Regions from separate parts of the Homo sapiens genome. Here regions 1 and 2 are each linked to region 3. A link is a contact called in ENCODE Hi-C or POLR2A ChIA-PET data. All regions are on one chromosome and are shown on one strand. Each heading gives the region's core, a stretch centred on a gene start or an enhancer-like site at or near the end of the contact. The rest is flanking DNA. Distances are from core to core; before and after follow the strand shown.

The links. Hi-C counts contacts between places; a loop is a spot of excess contacts on that map. ChIA-PET counts read pairs that join two places held with the same protein, here RNA polymerase II (POLR2A). Pooled maps may share reads with other maps.
Region 1: a loop to region 3 is called in a map with no recorded cell type, with 9 times the contacts of the local background. The contact joins the promoter of DEF8 here to the enhancer-like site in region 3. A Hi-C loop is called at or near these places in 1 of 168 maps with a recorded cell type or tissue (upper lobe of right lung), 2 of 37 single-sample maps with no recorded cell type and 3 of 50 pooled maps. POLR2A ChIA-PET finds 5 or more read pairs at or near these places in 1 of 52 experiments (activated B cell).
Region 2: a loop to region 3 is called in a pooled map, with 5 times the contacts of the local background. The contact joins two enhancer-like sites. A Hi-C loop is called at or near these places in 3 of 50 pooled maps. POLR2A ChIA-PET finds 5 or more read pairs at or near these places in 2 of 52 experiments (WTC11 and activated CD4-positive, alpha-beta T cell).

What each region holds. Positions count from the first base shown.
Region 1 is chr16:89,947,039-89,950,049 of GRCh38, reverse strand. It overlaps DEF8 (differentially expressed in FDCP 8 homolog), which reads right to left and starts at 1,295. Exons shown (of 13, transcript NM_001242818.2): 1 at 1,236-1,295; 2 at 537-633. RefSeq lists a silencer at 1,166-1,265 and an enhancer at 1,946-2,285.
Region 2 is chr16:89,993,652-89,996,623 of GRCh38, reverse strand. It overlaps the pseudogene AFG3L1P. Among named protein-coding and RNA genes, the nearest start is that of DBNDD1, 24 kb to the left of the region's middle. RefSeq lists enhancers at 188-1,169, 152-1,351, 1,466-1,545, 1,649-1,943, 1,170-2,150 and 1 more. Within about 2 kb of position 1,515, at least 21 of the 41 ENCODE cell types and tissues checked have a DNase peak (open chromatin) inside an H3K27ac peak, as active enhancers do.
Region 3 is chr16:89,763,779-89,766,623 of GRCh38, reverse strand. It overlaps FANCA (FA complementation group A), which reads left to right. Exons shown (of 43, transcript NM_000135.4): 28 at 1,558-1,734. Among named protein-coding and RNA genes, the nearest start is that of ZNF276, 44 kb to the right of the region's middle. RefSeq lists enhancers at 1,315-1,384, 1,545-1,654. Within about 2 kb of position 1,568, at least 14 of the 41 ENCODE cell types and tissues checked have a DNase peak (open chromatin) inside an H3K27ac peak, as active enhancers do; they include upper lobe of right lung, where a contact is called at or near this core.

The sequences.
Region 1 (3,011 bases), core at 46-2,545, 180 kb before region 3:
TTTTATTTGCCTATTTACTGACAGTCAGTGCCAGCCCCAGGCCTGGCGCACGGGCAGGGGATGAATGAGGGGAGGCCGCTGGCCTCGCAGCCTTAGCTTCTGCTCACACAGACCTGGGGATGCCGGCCACAGTGGCCGACTCTGAGCAGAACGCCAGCCTGCCCCTCTCACCAGGCTCACCCCACCAGTTCTGCACCCAGATGTGGGACTTGGCCTCAGAAAGGAGCGGGCAGGAAGTGGAAGAGTGAAAGCAAGAGGTCTGGCCACCCCCTGCCCCTCCTCTAGAGCCCACTGCTCTCATCGGGGAGGACCCCACAACTTAGCAATGAAAGGAAGCCGAAGAAAGCCGGCGGGGTTCCGGGGCACGGAGGGACCCTGGGCCGAAGCTCAGGACACGCGGGATGCACGGACCTGGCCTCCCGCGTCCTGCCCGCGGCGTGACCACCAGGAAGCGGTGTCATCACTGCAGCTGCCACCCCGAGAACCTGAGAAGTCACCCCGGTGTGCGGAGTCAACAGCGTCCTGTCTGCCCATACCTGCATCGCCTGCCAGGGCCCAGGGGCTCGCAGGGACAGGATGGCCATTCCTCTAGGGCTGCTGGCCACGGAAGCCTGGCCGTGGGTTCGGCACCTGCTGCAGGGAGAAGCCACCCCAGCACTGTGCCTCCCCACCCACCACACCCGCGGGAGCTCGCCCGGTCTCCCGGGCTCCTCGGGGGCAGGTCTCTCCCACCCACCCGTTCCACCGAGGGGGAAACTGAGGCTCGGAGCAGCCCAGGGCGGGGGCACGGCCACGCGGGTCCCCTGAGCCGCCCGGGTGCTCCGCACGCAGCTGGTGTGGACGCCGGAGCAGCGGCGGCGTCCCCGGGGTGGGGCGGCCGAGGTCTCGAGGCCCCTGCGCCGGGCGGGCCGCCCTCCCAGCCCCGTCCCCGCCGGCCCCGACCTCGCCGGCCCCGTCCCCGCCGGCCCCGTCCCCGCCGGCCCCGTCCCTCCCAGCCCCGACCCCGCCGACCCCGTCCCCGCCGGCCCCGTCCCTCCCAGCCCCGACCCCGCCGGCCCCGTCCCCGCCGGCCCCGTCCCCGCCGGCCCCGTCCCTCCCAGCCCCGTCCCCGCCGACCCCGTCCCCGCCGGCCCCGTCCCTCCCAGCCCCGACCCCGCCGACCCCGTCCCCGCCGGCCCCGTCCCCGCCGGCCCCGTCCCCGCCGGCCCCGACCCCGCCGGCCCCGCGCCGCTCACCTGACCGCCGCCTCGCATCTGTCTCCCGGCTGCGCTGGATCCGCCCGGCCGCCCCGCTACGCTGGATCCAGCCCCGCGCTCGCTGCTGCCGCCTCCGGCGCGGAGGTTCATGGCACGCGGGTCGCGAGTCTGCGAGCCCCGGAGTCCGCCCGGCTGTTCCGCGGGCCTGACCTGGGGCTGCGCGTCCTGGGTTTCCTCTCATCGCAGAAGGCCTGTGGCTGAAACCCAAACCCCAACACGTTTAAAAAAAATGGGCGGGCGCGGCGGCTCACGCCTGTCATCCCAGCGCTTCGGGAGGCCGAGGCGGGCGGATCGCGAGGTCAGGAGATCGAGACCATCCTGGCTAACACGGTGAAACCCCGTCTCCACTAAAAATACGAAAAATTAGCCGGGCGCGGTGGCGGGCGCCTGTAGTCCCAGCTACGCGGGAGGCTGAGGCGGGAGAACGGCGTGAACCCGGGAGGCGGAGCTCGGAGTGAGCCGAGATCGCACCACTGCACTCCAGCCTGGGCGACAGAGCGAGACTCCGTCTCAAAAAAACAAAAAGGGTGGCTTTTAACACTTTTTTTAACCTCAGTGGTTGAGGAGGAAAAAGGAACAGAGAACCACCGTGTGCAGGTGCCGCCAGCCACCTGCAGGGCCCCGCGGGGGCTTCACGGCTGCAGAGGGAGGGACCCGGCGCGGCTCTACCCTCTTTACACAGGAGGACGCGCCACACTGCGCTCAGGAGGCTGCTCCATGCAGGCGCCGGGCAGCGGGACTTCGGAGGCAGCTGGTGTCCGCGGGCCCTGGCGTTATTCCTGCTTTCCCGTTGTTTACACACAGAGCAGGCCTGCTGCTCCCCGCCCCCGTATCCCTACTCTTAGGCTTCTCGCGTGGAAGATTCAGCTGCCCCCGCTTGTGCCCGCAGGGAGGAGCTGAGGACAGATGAAGGCCAGCATATGCGCCTGGTGCGCTTGCCCTGAGCTCGCGGGCTCAGTTTACCCTCCCTGCAGAAAGGTGTGGTTTTGGCTGCCTCTGGGGCTTGGTCCACTTTGTTCAGTGGGCATGGTGATGACAGTGCCAGTAACTGGAGGCCTCCCAAGTGGGAGCCACACACCACCTTGCAGAGACCAGCTCGGTCGGGGAGACCCTAACCCGGCAGCGCTAGAGGAACTAAAGACACACACACACAGAGATAGAGAGGTGTGGAGTGGGAAATCAGGGGTCTCACAGCCTTCAGAGCTGACAGCCTCGAACAGAGACTTACCCACGTATTTATTAACGGCAAACCAGTGATAAGCATTGTTTCTGTAGATATTAGACTAACTAAAAGTATCCCTTATGGGAAACGAAGGGATGGGCCAAGATAAAGGGATGGGTCTGGCTAGTTACCTGCAGCAGGAGCATGTCCTTAAGGCACAGATCGCTCACGCTATTGTTTGTGGCTTAAGAATGCCTTTAAGCAGTTTTCCGCCCTGGGTGGGCCAGGTGTTCCTTGCCCTCATTCTGGTAAACCCACGACCTTCCAGCGTGGGCGTCATGGCCGTCATGAACATGTCACAGTGCTGCAGAGATTTTGTTTATGGCCAGTTTTGGGACCAGTTTATGGCCAGGTTTTGGGGGGCGTGTTGCCAACACCATCTCATTTAACCCTACGGAAGCCTGGGGGCCAGCAGTCACCTACAGGACAGGCAACTCCATCGGCCCCCCCAAGGCCACATCGCTCAGAAAGGGTGCAGTGAGATTCCACCCCAGCTTAGGGTGGCTTCGGACGCCGTGTCCCTCCATGCACTC
Region 2 (2,972 bases), core at 266-2,765, 230 kb before region 3:
AGCCACATTTTTTGTTAACCTTTATTAAGGTATAATTTATAAACCATAAAATCCACCCATTTTACACACACACATCAACGATTTTTAATAAACTGATCACGTAGTGCAACTATTGCCATAATCTAGTTTTAGGACATTTCCATCATCTCTGTAAGGTACCCTGTGCAATTTATAGTTAACTCCCATTTCCACTTCTGGCAACCACTCACCTCATGTCTGTCCCTACAGATTTGCTATTCTATACATTTTTATTATTATTCTGCACATTTCACATAAATGGGAACATATACTATGTGGCCTTTTGTGCCTGGCTTCTTGCATTTAGATCAGTATTTTCTAGGTTCACCCATGTTGTGGCATGCATCGATACTTTATTCCTTTTTATAGCTGAATGTGACTACAGTATATACCACTTTGGCCATTCACCTGCTGATGGACACTACAGATGCTTCCATCGGAGCAAAACAGACTCATCCCTGCTGAAGGACAATCAGAGTCATCCCCGAGTTATCTCTGCTGAATCATCCCTGCTGAGTCATCCTTGCTGAGGGGCGGTGCTGAGTCATCCCTGCTGAGTCATGTCTGTTGAGGGGCAGTGCTGAGTCATCCCTGCTGAGTCTGCTGAGTCATCCCTGTTGAGGGGCAATGCTGAGTCATCCCTGCTGAGCCATCCCTGCTGAGGGGCAGTGCTGAGTCATCTCTGCAGAGTCATGCCTGTTGAGGGGCGGTGCTGAGTCATCCCTGCTGAGTCATCCCTGCTGAGGGGCAGTGCTGAGTCATCCCTGCTGAGGGGCAGTGCTGAGTCATCCCTGCAGTCATCCCTGTTGAGGGGCAGTGCTGAGTCATCCCTGCTGAGTCATCCCTGTTGAGGGGTGGTGCTGAGTCATCCCTGCTGAGTCATCCCTGCTGAGGGGCAGTACTAAGCCATCCCTGAGTCATGTCTGTTGAGCGGCAGTGCTGAGTCATCCTTGGTGAGGGGCAGTGCTGAGTCATCCTTGCTGTGTCATCGCTGCTAAGGGACACTGCTGAGTCATCCCTGCTGAGTCATCCCTGTTGAGGGGCAGTGCTGAGTCATCCCTGTTGAGGGGCGGTGCTGAGTCATCCCTGCTGAGGGGCAGTACTAAGCCATCCCTGAGTCATGTCTGTTGAGCGGCAGTGCTGAGTCATCCTTGCTGAGGGGCAGTGCTGAGTCATCCTTGCTGTGTCATCACTGCTAAGGGACAGTGCTGAGTCATCCCTGCTGAGTCATCCCTGTTGAGGGGCAGTGCTGAGTCATCCCTGCTGAGGGGCAGTACTGAGTCATCCCTGCTGAGGGGCAGTACTAAGTCATCTCTGCAGAGTCATGCCTGTTGAGGGGCGGTGCTGAGTCATCCCTGCTGAGTCATCCCTGTTGAGGGGCAGTACTAAGCCATCCCTGAGTCATCCCTGTTGAGCGGCAGTGCTGAGTCATCCTTGCTGAGGGGCAGTGCTGAGTCATCCTTGCTGTGTCATCCCTGCTAAGGGACAGTGCTGAGTCATCTCTGCAGAGTCATGCCTGTTGAGGGGCGGTGCTGAGTCATCCCTGCTGAGTCATCCCTGTTGAGAGGCGGTGCTGAGTCATCCCTGCTGAGGGGCAGTACTAAGCCATCCCTGAGTCATGTCTGTTGAGCGGCAGTGCTGAGTCATCCTTGCTGAGGGGCAGTGCTGAGTCATCCTTGCTGTGTCATCCCTGCTAAGGGACAGTGCTGAGTCATCTCTGCTGAGTCATCCCTGTTGAGGGGCAGTGCGGAGTCATCCCTGTTAAGGGGTAGTGCTTAGTAAGCCCTGCTGAGGGGCAGAGTCATCAAAGTCATCTCTGTTGAGGGGTAGTGCTGAGTCATCCCCGTCTATGGGCAGAAGAAAGCAGTCTTGGTAACATTCCAGCTTTTTAACTTTGGTATGTAAACAGACATCTGAAGTCAGCCAGAGGAGAGAACAAAAGGGAGGAAGCACATTTTGTGTCTAAGACAGATGACACCTTTCAGATACCTGCCAGCCAAGACCTCACTCACCATCCTGCAGCAGGCAAACGTACAATCCTGTGTGAATACACGTGACCTGACACTAGGCAGGACACTGTGGGGAGCCAGGGGACGGGTACCACTGGGGGCGCCAAGGCAGCTGGAGGTGATAAGATGCCACAGCAGAATGTTCCAGGGGTGGCAGGAGCCGGCGGGCATAGGTCAGAAGCCGTGGCCAATGGCCACATAACCATGAGGTACTGACGCAGCAAAGAGCTGCGGAGCATGGGTGAAAAGAACAGGCATCTCCCTGGAAAAGTCCCCACTCATTCCTGAGGGTGATCCCGCCTAGGCAGGGAAGTAGGTTTCCTAGCATAGACCAGGATTTCATTGAAAAGAAGAGAGAAAAGCAAACGAGCTTCCTCAGCAGGGAGGGCAAGCCCCAGGCAGAAACGCTGCGGGAAGCATCAGGTTGCCAGATTCTCCCCCTGGGACATTACTGTCAGCTCTGCAGTAAGACTCACTAAGTCTGACTTTAATTAAGACAGAAATTCAAGTGGGTACAAATTAGTTTTGGGGCTAAGAAACTGATCTCTGAGGCCTCTGAACACTCTCAACAGGCGAAAAGTCCTGCAGACAAGGGTGAGCACTGCCAGAACTGAATGAGAACGGCCAGTCACCACCCCCCATGACAAGGAGCAGAGCACACATGGCTCCCACCACGGGGAACAGCACAGCCCGCAGCACTCACCAGGGAAGCCTGGGGTGAGCACTGCCAGCTTCCTCGCCAGGGTGTCCTTATTGAGGCTCTTGTCCAGCTTCAGTGGGCGCAGGTGGACCTTAAAGATGGAGGACCTGCCTTTAATGTAAGGGGGACCTAATGAAAAACAGAGAAAGAAGCATGGGCTCTTGTGCTTTCTGGGTCTTCAGAACAGTCACCCACAACCATACCACAGAACTGCAAGGACAGCTGGGGTCCCTGTGGAGGTCTCT
Region 3 (2,845 bases), core at 319-2,818:
CCTGCCTTAGCTTCCCAAGTTGCTGGGATTACAGGCACGTGCCACCATACCCGGCTAATTGTTTTGTATGTTTTTTAGTAGAGATAGGGTTTCACCATGTTGGCCAGGCTGTTTTCGAACTCCTGACCTCAAGTGATCCACCCGCCTTGGCCTCCCAAAGTGCTGGGATTACAGGCGTGAGCCGCTGGTGCCCGGCCCAGACAAAGGAATTTAAAGATGAGCATTGGAAACCCTGAATGTCAAAAGTAAAGGTGAAATGGCACTGCAAACCAGTGTTGTCCTTTTATAGGATTTTAATGAACGTCTCGTGTATAAAATAGTGGTTTTCAGGCTGGGCGTGGTGGCTCATGCCTGTAATCCCAACACTTTGGGAGGCCGAGGCGGGCAGATCATGAGGTCAAGAGATCGAGACCAGCCTGGCCAACATGGTGAAACCTGGTCTCTACTAAAAATACAAAAATTAGCCAGGCGTGGTGGCGCACGCCTGTAATCCCAGCTACTTGGGAGGCTGAGGCAGGAGAATCGCTTGAACCAGGGAGGCAAAGGTTGCAGTGAGCCGAGACTGCACCACTGCACTCCAGCCTGGGCAACAGAGCGAGACTCCACCTCAAAAAAAAAAAAAAATAAATAAATAATGGTTTTCAACTTCAGGCTTCACATTAGAATCAACTGAGAAGCTTTTGAAACTATAGATTCCTGGCCCCTTTCCAGATAAATTAAGTCAGAATCTGGGAGCAGCCCCTGAGGATCCAGGGTGCACGTATTTCCAGTTATTTCCTCTGAGGAACTTTGTCCCTGGTGCCAAGTTTTTAAAGAAAACATGGAGTTTGAGCTTAGGAGAGGGCAGCGTGGTTCCCACCCAGCATGCTGAGCAGGGACGACAGTCCTTGGAGCAGGCTGGTTATAAACATGGGAGGCTCTCATCTCCTCGGGGGCAGAGATGGACACGGTCACGCAGCACCAATAGTGTGTCTGGCTTGTCCAGTTGGTGTGCATTTTTGGTGGGAACGCCATTCCTGGCAGAGGCCTAGAGATGGGCTGTTTCACTGCCCGGGACCAAACCAGCCCTACCCCTGGGAGGCAGTTTTGTTCCTGCAATTCTGCTTCCAGACATTTAGCTCAAGGAAGCAGTCAGATGGCAGGAAGGTCTGCACATAGGCTCTTCCCTGGAGCACTGTGCACAGCCATGATCGCTGAGGGGCTCTGCACCCTTCCAGGGGCTGGACTGAGGTCCCCTGAACGTGGGGTTGTGTGTTGTGCCCTCCCAGGGGCTGGACTGAGGTCCCCTGAACGTGGGGTTGTGTGTTGTGCCCTCCCAAGGGCTGGACTGAGGTCCCCTAAACGTGGGGTTGTGTGTTGTGCCCTCCCAGGGGCTGGACTGAGGTCCCCTGAACGTGGGGTCGTGTATTGCGCCCTCCCAGGGGCTGGACTGAGGTCCTCTGAATGTGGGGTTGTGTGTGTGGGCTGTTGATGGTCTGTTTCCACCTGAGCATTTGCTCAGCCACTCACAGTGAAACTTGCGCAATGAAGAAACGGCCGGGTCACTCTCTGTTTCAGTTTCAGTTCCTCATGTTCAGATTGTTCTCAGAGGCCCGACAGCCTCTTTCTGAGGAGGACGTAGCCAGCCTTTCCTGGAGACCCTTGCACCTTCCTTCTGCAGACTGGCAGAGAGCTGCCCTCTCTCTCTGGACACACAGAACCTTCCGAGAGGTGTTGAAAGAGGAAGATGTTCACGTAGGTGACCGTTCCTTCTCCTGCATCATGCCACGTCCTGAGTCTAGGGTTTGTGTGTGCTCCTCGGGCAAGAACAGCAGCACGTAGGTGACCGTTCCTTCCCCTGCATCATGCCACGTCCCGAGTCTAGGGTGTGTGTGTGCCGACTGTCTCCTCGTCTCGAGTCTAGGGTGCGTGTGCCGACTGTCTCCTCAGAGGCAAGAACAGCAGCACTTAGATGGTTTGATTGGAATCTTGACTAAAATCGTTGTGGCCTCATGTGCAGCTCTTAAGAAATTATACAGATACTGGGCACGGTGCTCACACCTGTGATCCCAGCACTGTGGGAGGCCAAGGCGGGTTGATCACCTGAACTCAGGAGTTCAAGACCAGCCCGGGCAACATAGTGAAACCCCATCTCTACAAAGAATGCAAAAATTAGCTGGGCACAGTTGTGTGCACCTTTGGTTCCAGCTACTTGGGAGGCTGAGGCAAGAGAAATCACTTGAGCCCAGGAGGTGGAGGTTGCAGTGAGCCAAGATCACGCCACTCTATTCCAGCCAGGATGACACAGCAAGACCCTGTCTCAAAAAAATATATTAATAAATACAGAGAAACCCTGCTATACTTTCTCAGTTTCTCCCAACACGAACTTCTTTTTTTATTTTTACTGATATATTTTTTGAGACAACGTCTCGCTGTGCTCAGTGGTGCAGTCTTGGCTCACTGCAGCCTCTGCCTCCTGGGTTCAAGCAATTCTCATGCCTCAGCCTCTCCAGTAGCTGGGACTACAGGCGCCTGCCACCACGCCCGACTAATTTTGGTATCTTTAGTACAGACGGGGTTTCACCATGTTGTCCAGGCTGGTCTTAAACTCCTGGCCTCAAATTACCCACACGCCTTGGCCTCCCAAAATGCTGGAATTACAGGCGTGAGCCATTGCGCCCGAGAACTTGTTTTTTGTTGTTGTTGTTGTTTTGTTTTTTTTTTCTGGTGGAGTCTTACTCTGGGGCACAGTGGCGCAATCTTGGCTCACTGCAGCCTCTGCCTCTCTGGTTCAAGTGATTCTCCTGCCTCAGCCTCCCAAGTAGCTGGGACTACAGGCGCGCACCACCACGCCTGGCTAAGTTTT